Regions from separate parts of the Homo sapiens genome. Here region 1 is linked to region 2. The links are chromatin loops, found by intact Hi-C in ENCODE. Cell type or tissue: IMR-90. All regions are shown on one strand. Each heading gives the region's core, and the rest is flanking DNA. Links, peaks and the distances in the headings are about the cores only. Region 1 overlaps TENM4 (teneurin transmembrane protein 4). Region 2 overlaps TENM4 (teneurin transmembrane protein 4).

Region 1 (5,373 bases), core at 293-5,292, 130 kb before region 2:
AGGCCAGGGCTTGAGTTCCCAAAACCCCAAACATGTTACCTCTTACCTCTTAAGTGCCAAAAGTAGTATGGGAGGCAGAGGCGCACAGGGGATGGAGTTCGGGGTTCAAATCCCAGCCCAGGCACTTACTGACTATACAACTTTGGCTAAGTCCTGAGCGTCTCTGTGCCTTGGCTTCTCATCAGTAACAGGAGTGTAACAACTCTCCCTTCAGTGGAATGCAATGCAGAACGAATGAGTTGCCAGATGCAAGCCATGCCTTCTCAACAGTGCAGCCCTCTTCACTTGCTGCCATAGGCAGCTCGCCACCTGCCTTTCTTCTGCACGGGTGTCTGCATGTTGCATTTAAGCAGGAAGCATCAGTCACGCTGACAAATATCTGTGCCCTCAGGTGGTGTTTGTAACCAATTAGAGGTTTGGCATTTATTCTCAACTGCCTGTTGTTATATTTTTCAAATAGCCAAGTATTTAAATAACATCAGCCTGATTGCTCCTGCAGATTCATAGCCCTTGTCCTGCACCAGGGAAATCCTCTTGCAGACGGCAGCTGCAGCCTTGTGGAAGGGACATTGGGCATCAGAACACTGTAGTAGAGTCCGAGCTCTGCTCCTTGCCAGCTAGGTGACCTTGGACAAGTCACTTCTCCTGGTGCAGGCTTAATTTCCTCAACAAGAAAAACATATATTTGTATAGTGCTTCACAGCTTCAAAGCCACATCTGCCTGCCCCTGTGACATTTCCATCTAAATGTAGCTGACCTTTATCACCTCCATGATATAGCTAAAAAAATGGAGGCTCTCTGTGTGGGGCTTTGAATCTCAGCTCCCTTAAGAAGTGCTGTGATGTAGAGCAAATCCTTGCCCTCTGTGATTCTCAGTTTCTATAAAATGGCAACACAACAGCACACAAATATCACCAGACACCTAGTGGGAGCCCAGCAAATGAGAACCACTGTGTGTACTTGTTATTGGTGTATTAGTGTCATTCGTCTAGCATCACAAAGCCAGGTCTCAAAGTCAGCTCTCTTGAGCCAGACCCCACACTCTTGCCTGCGGCCATTGGAATGCTACTAGTCTGTGGGCCAAACATTAAGTAGCAAGGATACTACTTGCTATTCGCTCACTGAACCATTGGGATGAGGATATGAAACCTGCTTCTTTGGGTTAGCTGGGGCAGTGTGATTGGCAGTGCTGTGTACATCATGAAGTGCCAGGTCCAGGTAAGGACTGGGCACTTCCCTCTGGTGAGGTAGATCCAATTACTTGCTATAGACCAAATTATAAGCCCAGACTCTTTCTTTTAGATTATGCTAAAAATCATTCTCTGGGCCCTTCCTGTTTCCTGTTTAGCACCAGGCTCTGACTTGAACACCCTTTCCTTGCGCTCGTGGAATGGGAGGAGAAGGAAGCTAGCAGGCCAAAGCAGGCACAACTTGGGAAGGTCGAGGCAAAAAGGGCCAGTTTCCAGCCATCTAGCCTGTTGTGGGGCCTGGCCCTCTTGGGGGCTAATCCCCTTTGTGATGCTCCCTTGGAGCAGGCACAGAGTCTAAGCCAATTAAAACCCTCCCTTTGAAGGTGGTTCAGGTTTCCCAGAGAGCACAGGCCTGCACAGTGACCCAAGGTAATTGTTTCAAGGATTGCTCTCCTCTCCTCCCTGCTGGCCAGAGCTGGAGGAAGACCAGGGCTTTGTCTGGGAAGGCTCCATCACATTTTCCCGCTCCAGACCCCCAGATGACCATGTGGGTCTGCAGGAGAGGCAGGATGGCAGGGATATAAACAACTGACCATCTTACAGATGAGGAAAGTGAGGCCTGGGATGGCTATGCAGGGCTGAGATTCAAACTGCAACATACCTGCTCAAAACTGGTGCCTGCTCTGTCTTTCTAGGACAAGAACCAAACCCTTGTCACCTTCAATCCCAGCACAGATGGGGCCTATAGTAGGTTTCTAGTACATATTTGTTCAGTGATGACTGAATAAACAAATAATGCTGAACAGGAACATTCGTCTTAATGCAATAGTGTGAATGGGCCGGAGAAATCCAGAACTGCATCTGGGCCGGAGTGAAGTATTAAATACTTGATAATACTTAGCAATAGTAGTCATAATAAACAGCCAAGTGCGAAGCCTGTTCTAAGCTCCTTCTAACTCACTCAGTCCCCCCAACAACCCTATTGGGTAGGTCAATTATCTCCACTTCAAAGATGATATAGAGGAATAAAGAGGTTAAGTGAATTGTGCCTGGCACACAGCTGGGGCGCACAGAGCTGGGAGTCGAACCTTGGCTTCCTGACTGCAGAGCCAATGTCTGGGCTGCTATGCACCCCTTTCTTTCTAACAGGAATGTCTTCCTCTGTGAGGTTCAGATGGTGATGACCTTCACCCTCCCTGTCTCCCCGCAATACAGGGTCTCAGTGACATGAGATGTGAAGGAGCTTTCCATTAGAAACACCATACTAGACAATCTGGACCATTGCCGGCCAGCAGAGGCCAGGCTGGGCCCTAGATACCATCACCCTCTGGGTTTCAGCCCTGGAGAGAGCAAGCAGCCCCACTCCAGCTGGAGGAGCCTCCAAGACTGGTACATTTCACAACTGAGATTAAAGACCCATAAAAGCAGAACCGATGGAGTGACAGGCAGAGTGTCTTAATGAAAACAAATTTAGAACTACAATCAAGAGAACAAAGTGAGGATCGGGCCCTGGGAAGCCAGACTCCAGTGACCCAGGTGTAACATTAGCCAGCTGCGGGGCCAAGGGCCAGAGCTTCCCCACGGAAAGAACAGCCTGGGGCCCTCCTGGAAGGTAGAGAGGCAGCCACAGTTGCTGAGGGAGGCTCTGCTCAGCCCACAAGAGCCCACTGTAGTGCGTGTGCAGCCTGGAGGCTGTAGAGGAGCACAGCATTTGTCCTGTATACCCTGGTGACTGCTAGGAAGGCAAACAGGGCCTCCTCAGCTAGAGTCAGGGGCCCCTCCTTCACCCCCAGTGCAGAGTGATTAAGGACATTCTGAGAATGTCACCTCTGTACAGTGAGCTGCAGGAAGGACCTTGTAAAGGGAAGGGGGCATCTGAAACAGGAGAATGCAGAGCTCAGAGCTAACATCCCTCGATCCCTCACTAAGGAACATGCGACTGGGCCCAGGGCCGAGGACAGATCTTTTCAGCGCTTCTGTGTTTGTTAGATGGTTTTTTGTTTGATTTGGAAGCCTTGTAGGGATTTGAGGCTGGATGGTACAAGTTCATGCAGGACTTGTGCTAACAGCGATCTCTGATCCCAAGCAATAGGATTCCCATGCAGCATGTTTCTGCTCCAGCGGGGAGCTTGGTTTGATCAGAATCCTCTCAGCATGGGGACTGGCATTCCTCAAACATATGGAATTCATCCAACGACATTCCCTTCTAACTGGGGGGTAGTTAATCATTTCCTTGTCTGTCTCACCCTCGGAATGCATGGAAAATTTAAGGACATACCTCTGCACTCAGAGTCAAAAGAATTGGGCTTTATCTGAGTCCTGGTTCCTGCTTTTTGCTAGCTGTGTGACTTGGAAACAAGGCACTTTGCCTCTCTAAGCTTCAGTTCTTTATTTAATACAGGATCATAGCTACTCAGAAACATTTGTTCATTTGTTCAATTAGCCATTATTTATTAAGTGCCTACATTTGCAAGGACAGAAGCTTGGGTTTTATGCCGAACAAGAGAGACACAGTTCCCAACTCTGTAGAGCTTAGAGCATATAATTAAGCAACTACTTAAATATAATTTTGGTAAGTTATCAAAAAAAGGTACAGAATGGTAGATTAAATCACATTAAAATGTGTTAGAAATGTATAAGTTCTAAAGTACTATTTAAACACTAGGCAGCATTATCCTTATTACCCTCGTAATATTTCCTTTTTTTTTTTTTTTTTTGCGAGACAGAGTCTTGCTCTGTCACCCAGGCTGGAGTGCAATGGAATGATCCTGGCTCACTGCAACCTCCGCCTTTCAGGTTCAAGCGATCCCACTGCCTCAGCTTCCCAAGCAGCTGGGACTACAGGCATAAGCCACCACACCCAGCTAATTTTTCTATTTTTAGTAGAGATGAGGTTTCACCATGTTGGCCAGGCTGGTCTTAAACTCCTGACCTCAAGTGATCTGCCCGCCTCAGCCTCCCAAAGTGCTGGGATTACAGGCATGAGCCACCAGACCTGACCCAGTTCCTCTTATTTTTAAAATACCTTAATGATCTGATCCTCAGTTTCCTCCCCAGTAATATGGGAATTATAAAAATACCTATGTCAGCCAGCCTTTGCTATATAACATATCACCCTAAAATGCAGTGGCTTAAAATGACTGCATGTTGGTTCCTGTTTCCAAGAGTCAGTTATTTGGGCTGGGCAAAGCTAGGTGGTTCAGCTAGTCTCCCCTGGGTTCACCTGTGTGGCTATAATCTACCGGGTGTTGGTTGGCTCAGCCCTGTGGCTCCAGCAACAAGTAGGCTAGCCTGGGCCTCTTTATATGACAGCTGTTTTCCAAAAGCAGGGGGAGAAGGCAATCCCAAAGGCTCAAGTGTTTTTCATGCCTCTGATTCAAGTTTGCTAATATCCGCTTGGCCCACTGGCCAATGCAAGTCATGTGGCCAACCCCAGAGTTAGTGTGGGGGACTACACAAGAGTTTGGAAACAGGGAGGTATGATTCCTTGGGAGCCATTAGTATGGCAGTCTACCATCATGCCTCACTTCCAGAGTCGTTCTGGTGACTTAGTAATAAATACAGGATGCTGTGCTTGTGGTGTTTGTATGAATATTGGTGACTGTACATAGTAGATGTTTAAGAATTGGTCGGTCAATATGAATCTGAGCAGCTTGCTACCTTATTAAGGAAAAGTGACATTACACAGGAAATAAGTGGCAAGCAATTGGCCAAAACAGCATGTAAAGTGTGGGGTTATGGGTATATGCAGAGCAGTTTCAGGTAATAAGACTGCATCTGACTTCAATTTTCAACCTTGGTGTTTTACATTAGCCAAAAGAAACTTTTTCAGAGAAGAATGGCCAGGATGGAGACAACGTGAGTGAGGACTGAATCAGGGGAAGGCAAATAAATACTTCTCCTGGATAACAAGGCAACATTTACACCTATTGACTGAGTCTTTATTAAGTGCCAAGCATAGGATTGAGCCTTTCTATGCATCACCTCATTTGAGCCTCAAGACAACCCTGTAAGGTGGTATATACTATCCCCATTTTACAGATAAGGAAATTGAGGCTTAGAGAGTTTATCATCCAAAGTTGTACGAGAAGTATGTAAGAGATTCAGGGTTCAAATCAAGGTCTGCCTGACTCAAAAAAGCCTGACCCAAAAAAAAAACCCCCCTTTTTTTTTTTTGAGACAG
Region 2 (5,373 bases), core at 167-5,166:
GAGGCAGAGGTTGCAGTGAGCCAAGATTGTGCCACTGCACTCCAGCCTGGGTGACAGAGTGAGACTCTGTCTCAAAAAAAAAAAAAAAAAAGTCATGGAACCTGCCAAATCCTATAGGAATTGGTGACTGTGAACCAAGTGGGCTGCTCTTGTGTGGACAGACCACAAAAAGCTTCCCACCCTACCCTGCAAATAATCAGCCGCTCTCTGTGCCACCTCCCCCTTAGAGCCCCGCTGAACCTTAAGATGGCCCACTGGGTCTGCATTATTTTTCCTAAGGTTCAGTCTGTTTGAAAAGCTGGATGGATATGACTATGTTATAAACCTTCTGTCACTCAAGGTGGGAGAAAATGAGCAGCCCTTGCTGTAAGTGGTTGCATTGTCTTGTACTGTATACTTTTATATGTCTGTGCTTATGTTAGCTCTCTTATAGACGATGTACTGCACATGTTGAAAGGTCAGCCACAGATAAGACTGCAAATTGTCTGAGCTCAAAGTTCTTGTCCCAAGCCATCGCCTCCTCCTTCTGAAGAGTTGGGAGTTTGCTCATAGAACTATAGAAAGCTGGGGTTTTAGAACCGTGGCATGATAGAAACTTGGGGTCAGACTGACTGATTTACAACATCTTGGAACTCACAGAATGTGAGTGTCCTAAAATTATAGCATGTTCTAATCTTTGAACATCAGAACTTAAGAATCCTAGTATGTGAGACCCCCTAGAATTAAGCTAGTCAACAAATACTTCTACAATGCCTACTATGTGCCAGGCATTATGTTAGATTCTGAATATAAAGACATGAACAAAATTTCCTAAGGGTCTTGCTTTTAGGCAGGTTCCAGAGAATGTCAGAATTTAAGAATCATAAAATGTGAGATTCTTAGAAAAATGAAACATTGCTGTGTTGAAATCCTAGACTGCCAAAGGTGAAGCCTTGAATCATTCTCTCCAGCTCTCTCTACCTTTTTACGAGGCCTAGGGCCTGTTCCAGGCAGGTCGGAATAAAATCTCAGTAATAGGAACATCATATCAGTTCGGTGACATCACAGAATGGCCAGCTTATAGGGGCTCAGGGATCACCCAGTCCCCACTGCTGCTTTTATCAGCGAGGCCACTGAGGCCAGAGAGGGGCAGCTGTTTGATAGATCACCTAGCCCCGTCAGGACTAGACCCCGGGTTTTCAGGTATGTCTTAAAGAACAGGCAGAACAGAAAAGGCTTTCCGTGTGCTTCCGAGATTCCCTCTTTGCCAGCCTGCACTGAGGCCCCAGCTCTTCAGAAGGAGTTTGCAGCAACTTTCTCTGTGGAGGCATCAGCCCCGCCCCCGGCCCACGTGTGCAGTAGATCGCCCCGTGTTGGGAGCCCCCCCTTCCCGTTGATGAGTGTTTTATTTTGCTCCCTCCCCCTCCCCGTGTGCCTCAAAATCAATTTTCATTATTTTTTCTGTCTGTGTTTGTCTTTGTGGTTCGCAGGTGCTCCCTTGCATTGTTCATCCTGCTTCATCAACCCCTATTGAGCAGTCCCCCTCCCCGCCCCCCTCCCCTCCGGCCAATGAGAGCCAGAGGCGGTTGCTAGGCAACGGTGTGGCCCAGCCAACCCCGGACTCAGACTCTGAGGAAGAGTTTGTCCCTAATTCATTCTTAGTTAAAAGTGGCTCCGCCAGCCTGGGGGTCGCGGCGAACGGTAAGTCCCTCTCTCTTCCTACTTTTGAGGGTTTGTTTTTAAAATTGTCCTTCCGTTGCGGATGCCTGCTTGGGCCACTTGCCGGGCGGAGGGGCCTGGTGCGTGGTGGGATCCGGGGGAGCTGGGGGCCTGACGTGGCTCCGCGGGCTCAGGCAGCCCCGCTCTTGCCCCGCGGCGCCGCTGGAGTGTGCAAGAGTTGGAGGGCTGCTTCTGTCCCCAACCCCCATGAGAGACATCGGACAGGCAGATGTACCGACAAAGATGCACAGACAGACATCACGAGAAGGAAACATCAGGTGAAGGCCCAGACAGGTAAAGGTAGAGACAAAGATTGACACAGACAGAAAAAAAAAAAAAAGGTTAAGACATAGGCAACACCAACCAACTACCTACTCTGTGCCAGGGACTGTGCCAGGCACTGTCACAACCATGCCCAGAGACTCAGTATTTTAGTGTCCCCATTTTCACTGGAAAAACTGAGAAGGATTACCCCATTACCCATAAAACAGCGCTGGCTTTAAAAGTTCTCCAGTTTCACAGAGCCTGGAGACAGGCGGCCCTGAAGCCCCAGCCAGCTGCAGGGCTAAATGCCGGCTGCAGAGAGAGCCACTGGGTTTAAGCATGGATCTGCAAGCTCTCTTATTCTGAGCTCTGTCCTGGTGTTCTTAAGGTGGGAGGTGGGGTATGGCAGAAGAGCTCCAGGGTGACCAGCTTGTATCCCCTGATCAGGTGCTGTTAGACTTGAGCCAAGGTGCTTGCCCTCTCTGTCCAGCAGAGGCCAGTCAGCTTCTTTGCAAGGAAACCCAGGAAGGAATTCAAACCTCTAAGAGGTGGGGCAGGATGTACATGAGGTAACCTAGGATCACCTTAATAGCCCCAGGATTTCCTGATGTTTGGAGAAGAGAGGAAATGAAACTGTTTCCCCACAAATAACACTGTAGGTTTTGTGTTGATTTGGCAAACATTTATTTATAAGTGCTTGTGTGGTACTAAATTCCAGGCCAGATTCTGAAAAAGGAGGCAGAGGTTCAAAGAGGGATAAGACAGTCTATGGGCTCTGGAACCAAACAGCTTTGAATTACATACAAGCTTTATTGCTGTGGGACATTAGATAAGTCACATTGCCTCTCCAGGCTTATTTCTTCAAGGGTCAAGTGGCCATTGTAGTGCCCACCTCATGATGAGCACCCATCACAGTGCCTGGAACACAGAAGGAGTGTGGTAACTGTTAGTCATTGCCTGGTCCCCTCCACCTGCCTCTAGGGGATTTACAGACAGCCTGTCTGTGAAAGCTCCCAGCACACTGCTTGGCACTTGGGGATGCTCCAAGAAATGTCAGATGCCATCTTTTCTCTTGGGAGTACATCATTATAGCCGAAGGTGGCAAAGGCGGTAGGAACCTAGTATGTTCTGTGACTGAGGAAGAAGCCTCTACTCTGCCTAAGAGAATTAGGAAATGCCTCCTAAAGGAGGCACTTACAGGACTTGAAGAAATTAGTGAGGTGTGCCAGACAGAGATTACCAAGGGTGTTCTGGGCAGAGGGAACACATGGACAAAGAACTTGAGGTGGGGACAAGGGAAGCCTGCCCCAGCTCTTTTAAACCTGAGAGCCTGGGCTGTAAATAGGTGTGAACCTTGGAAGGGTATGGAAGGCCATGTGGTGAAAGTCACCTGAGCTCTTCTGAGAACTGGCTTGAGTTCCCCCACCAAATGACAATGAAGGGCGGTCATTACCTACCCTCCTTTTCTAGCTAGGACCTCCCCGCTTCCACTGTCTTTGGAAATCAGAGAGATCTTTGTCCTTGATGATTCTCTTCTGACAGGATTTTACACCCTGCATTCTCCATGACCAAGACCCAAACCTCCTCCTTTTTTCTCAGTGCTCCCTGGGGTGGGCTTGTTTTCTTGGTGGTTCAATGTCCCTACTCCTCTATGCCTTTTAGCTGCCTGTGTTTCAAATGATGCACAGAAACACAGGAACCCTGGGCTGGGAGCAAGGAGACCTGGTTCCAGACCCAGCTTTGTGGCTCACTGGCTATTTATCCTTGGCAAATCACTGTCTTTCTAAGCCTCAGTTTCCCCATTTTGCCAGTGATGGAGCAATTTCTAAGGTACCCTGATTTTAGGAGTGTCACAAGTTATTCCTGCCAGTAGCCTTCTTAAGCTTATGGGGTAGGGGGGAAATATATATATATGTGTGTGTGTGTATATGTGTAATGATGTTCTTTGTTCATTTCTGAGTAAGCCTTACACGTAGAAGAGAAGGCAAGAGATTAAAGTCCTTAATCTCTTCCTTTGCAAATTAGTGAACAAGAGCAATCACTTTGTTGCGAGTTCTAAGGCAAATTGATGACATTATTGCATTATTGATGTGCAGGGAAGGAGATGGGGGACTTTAGCCTGCAGCTGTCTGCTCATTGCTGCTCCTCCATGCTCCTGCACCCCAGGGGACCTTGTCACTTTGGATCCCTTCCCCAGGCCCTTGCTCTGAATGTCACTCTAAAAGTTGGTAATAAGCATGTCTCATGCCTGAAGGAAGAGTCTGGGTCCTTACTGGTCTGTTCCTCTGGGGTTGGGATCATGAGAGAGCTCAATGAGTCTCTGCCATCTGGACCCTGCCTACTGCCTTCCTCTCTCCTGAAACCCAAAACCAGGGATCTTCTATGAGCCAAAGGACATGCTGGTACTGGTGTGGACTCAGCACTAGTGAGTGAAGATTAGAGGGCCCTGGTACGTAGATGTAGCAGGCCTAATAAATGCTTTTATGGTTTTTAATTTGATTTTTTTCATGGAAAAAATGTGAAATTATTTTAATGGAATTATCTTTATTGTTTCTGCCAATTATAAAAGTAGCAATGCTTGTTAACATTCAAATAATATGGAAAGGTAAAATGTTAAGTTCTCTTATAATCCTTCCTCCGAGATATAACTACGTTTAACAGTTTGGTGCATGGTTTTTCAGAGACTTTTAATTTAGTGCTCATTGAATGAGTGAGTGAATGAACCAATGAGCAAGCAATGCTTAAGGACCACAGTGTAGCAGAGAGCTATAGCCATTGCTCTAGAGACAAGCCTGAAATTGGATCCCAGATGTGCAACTCTAGGCAATGTTTCCAACCTCTGAAAGCATTGGTTGCTCCATCTGTGAAATGGGAGAAAACCTTCCAAGGTTGTTGTGGTATTTAAAAAAGTTGAAGCTGATAAAACTTTTCTATCTCTCTTCCCTATCTCCACACCCCCATCTCCTTCCACCAATTTGAGACCTTGGAGACCACCCTCAACAGAGCAGTTGCTTTAGGGCCAGCTGGGACTGCATTCAGATTATATTTTAAATTACAAAGAATGCCTCTTTGGCTCCTAAAGGGTGAAAATGAGACAGTTTCCTATGGTGGGAGCTGAGGCTGTTGGAGCCAGCCTTCCCGGGAGCTTGCGCTGGACTCTCCAGCATCACCCCAGAGGCCCTCTGCCCACAGCTGTGTCAACTCCAGCCTGAGCTGCCATCCCAGATCTGGTAGGCCTCAGAGCTGCCCTGCTAAAATCCCCATGTAAAGTGCAAAGAGGACCGTGGGGTATCACAGAACAGCTCATTGTCCCTGTGGAGAAGAAAACAGGGGAAGTAGCTTTTTCTCTTATCAAAATCCTAATCCTTCCCCAAGGGTAATCATCCAGAAATCACTGATATATATAAAGAA

Evidence for each region. Peaks named below come from ENCODE experiments on the same cell type or tissue, not always from the same donor. Only the 100,000 strongest peaks of a DNase experiment are listed, where the experiment ranks them.
Region 1: a loop joins it to region 2, with 2.9 times the contacts of the local background. A loop is called at or near these places in 2 of 110 quality-filtered maps.

Annotation. Positions count from the first base shown.
Region 1 is chr11:79,085,370-79,090,742 of GRCh38, reverse strand. All of the region lies in intron 4 of TENM4 (teneurin transmembrane protein 4), which reads left to right. Among named protein-coding and RNA genes, the nearest start is that of TENM4-AS1, 5.2 kb to the left of the region's middle. RefSeq lists an enhancer at 2,949-3,671. In IMR-90, for the core only: a CTCF peak has its summit at 2,494 (motif pointing right); a DNase peak (open chromatin) is centred at 3,352; H3K27ac peaks cover 1,058 bases.
Region 2 is chr11:78,958,450-78,963,822 of GRCh38, reverse strand. All of the region lies in intron 6 of TENM4 (teneurin transmembrane protein 4), which reads left to right. Among named protein-coding and RNA genes, the nearest start is that of TENM4-AS1, 130 kb to the left of the region's middle. In IMR-90, for the core only: a CTCF peak has its summit at 2,454 (motif pointing right); no DNase peak of the experiment used is centred there.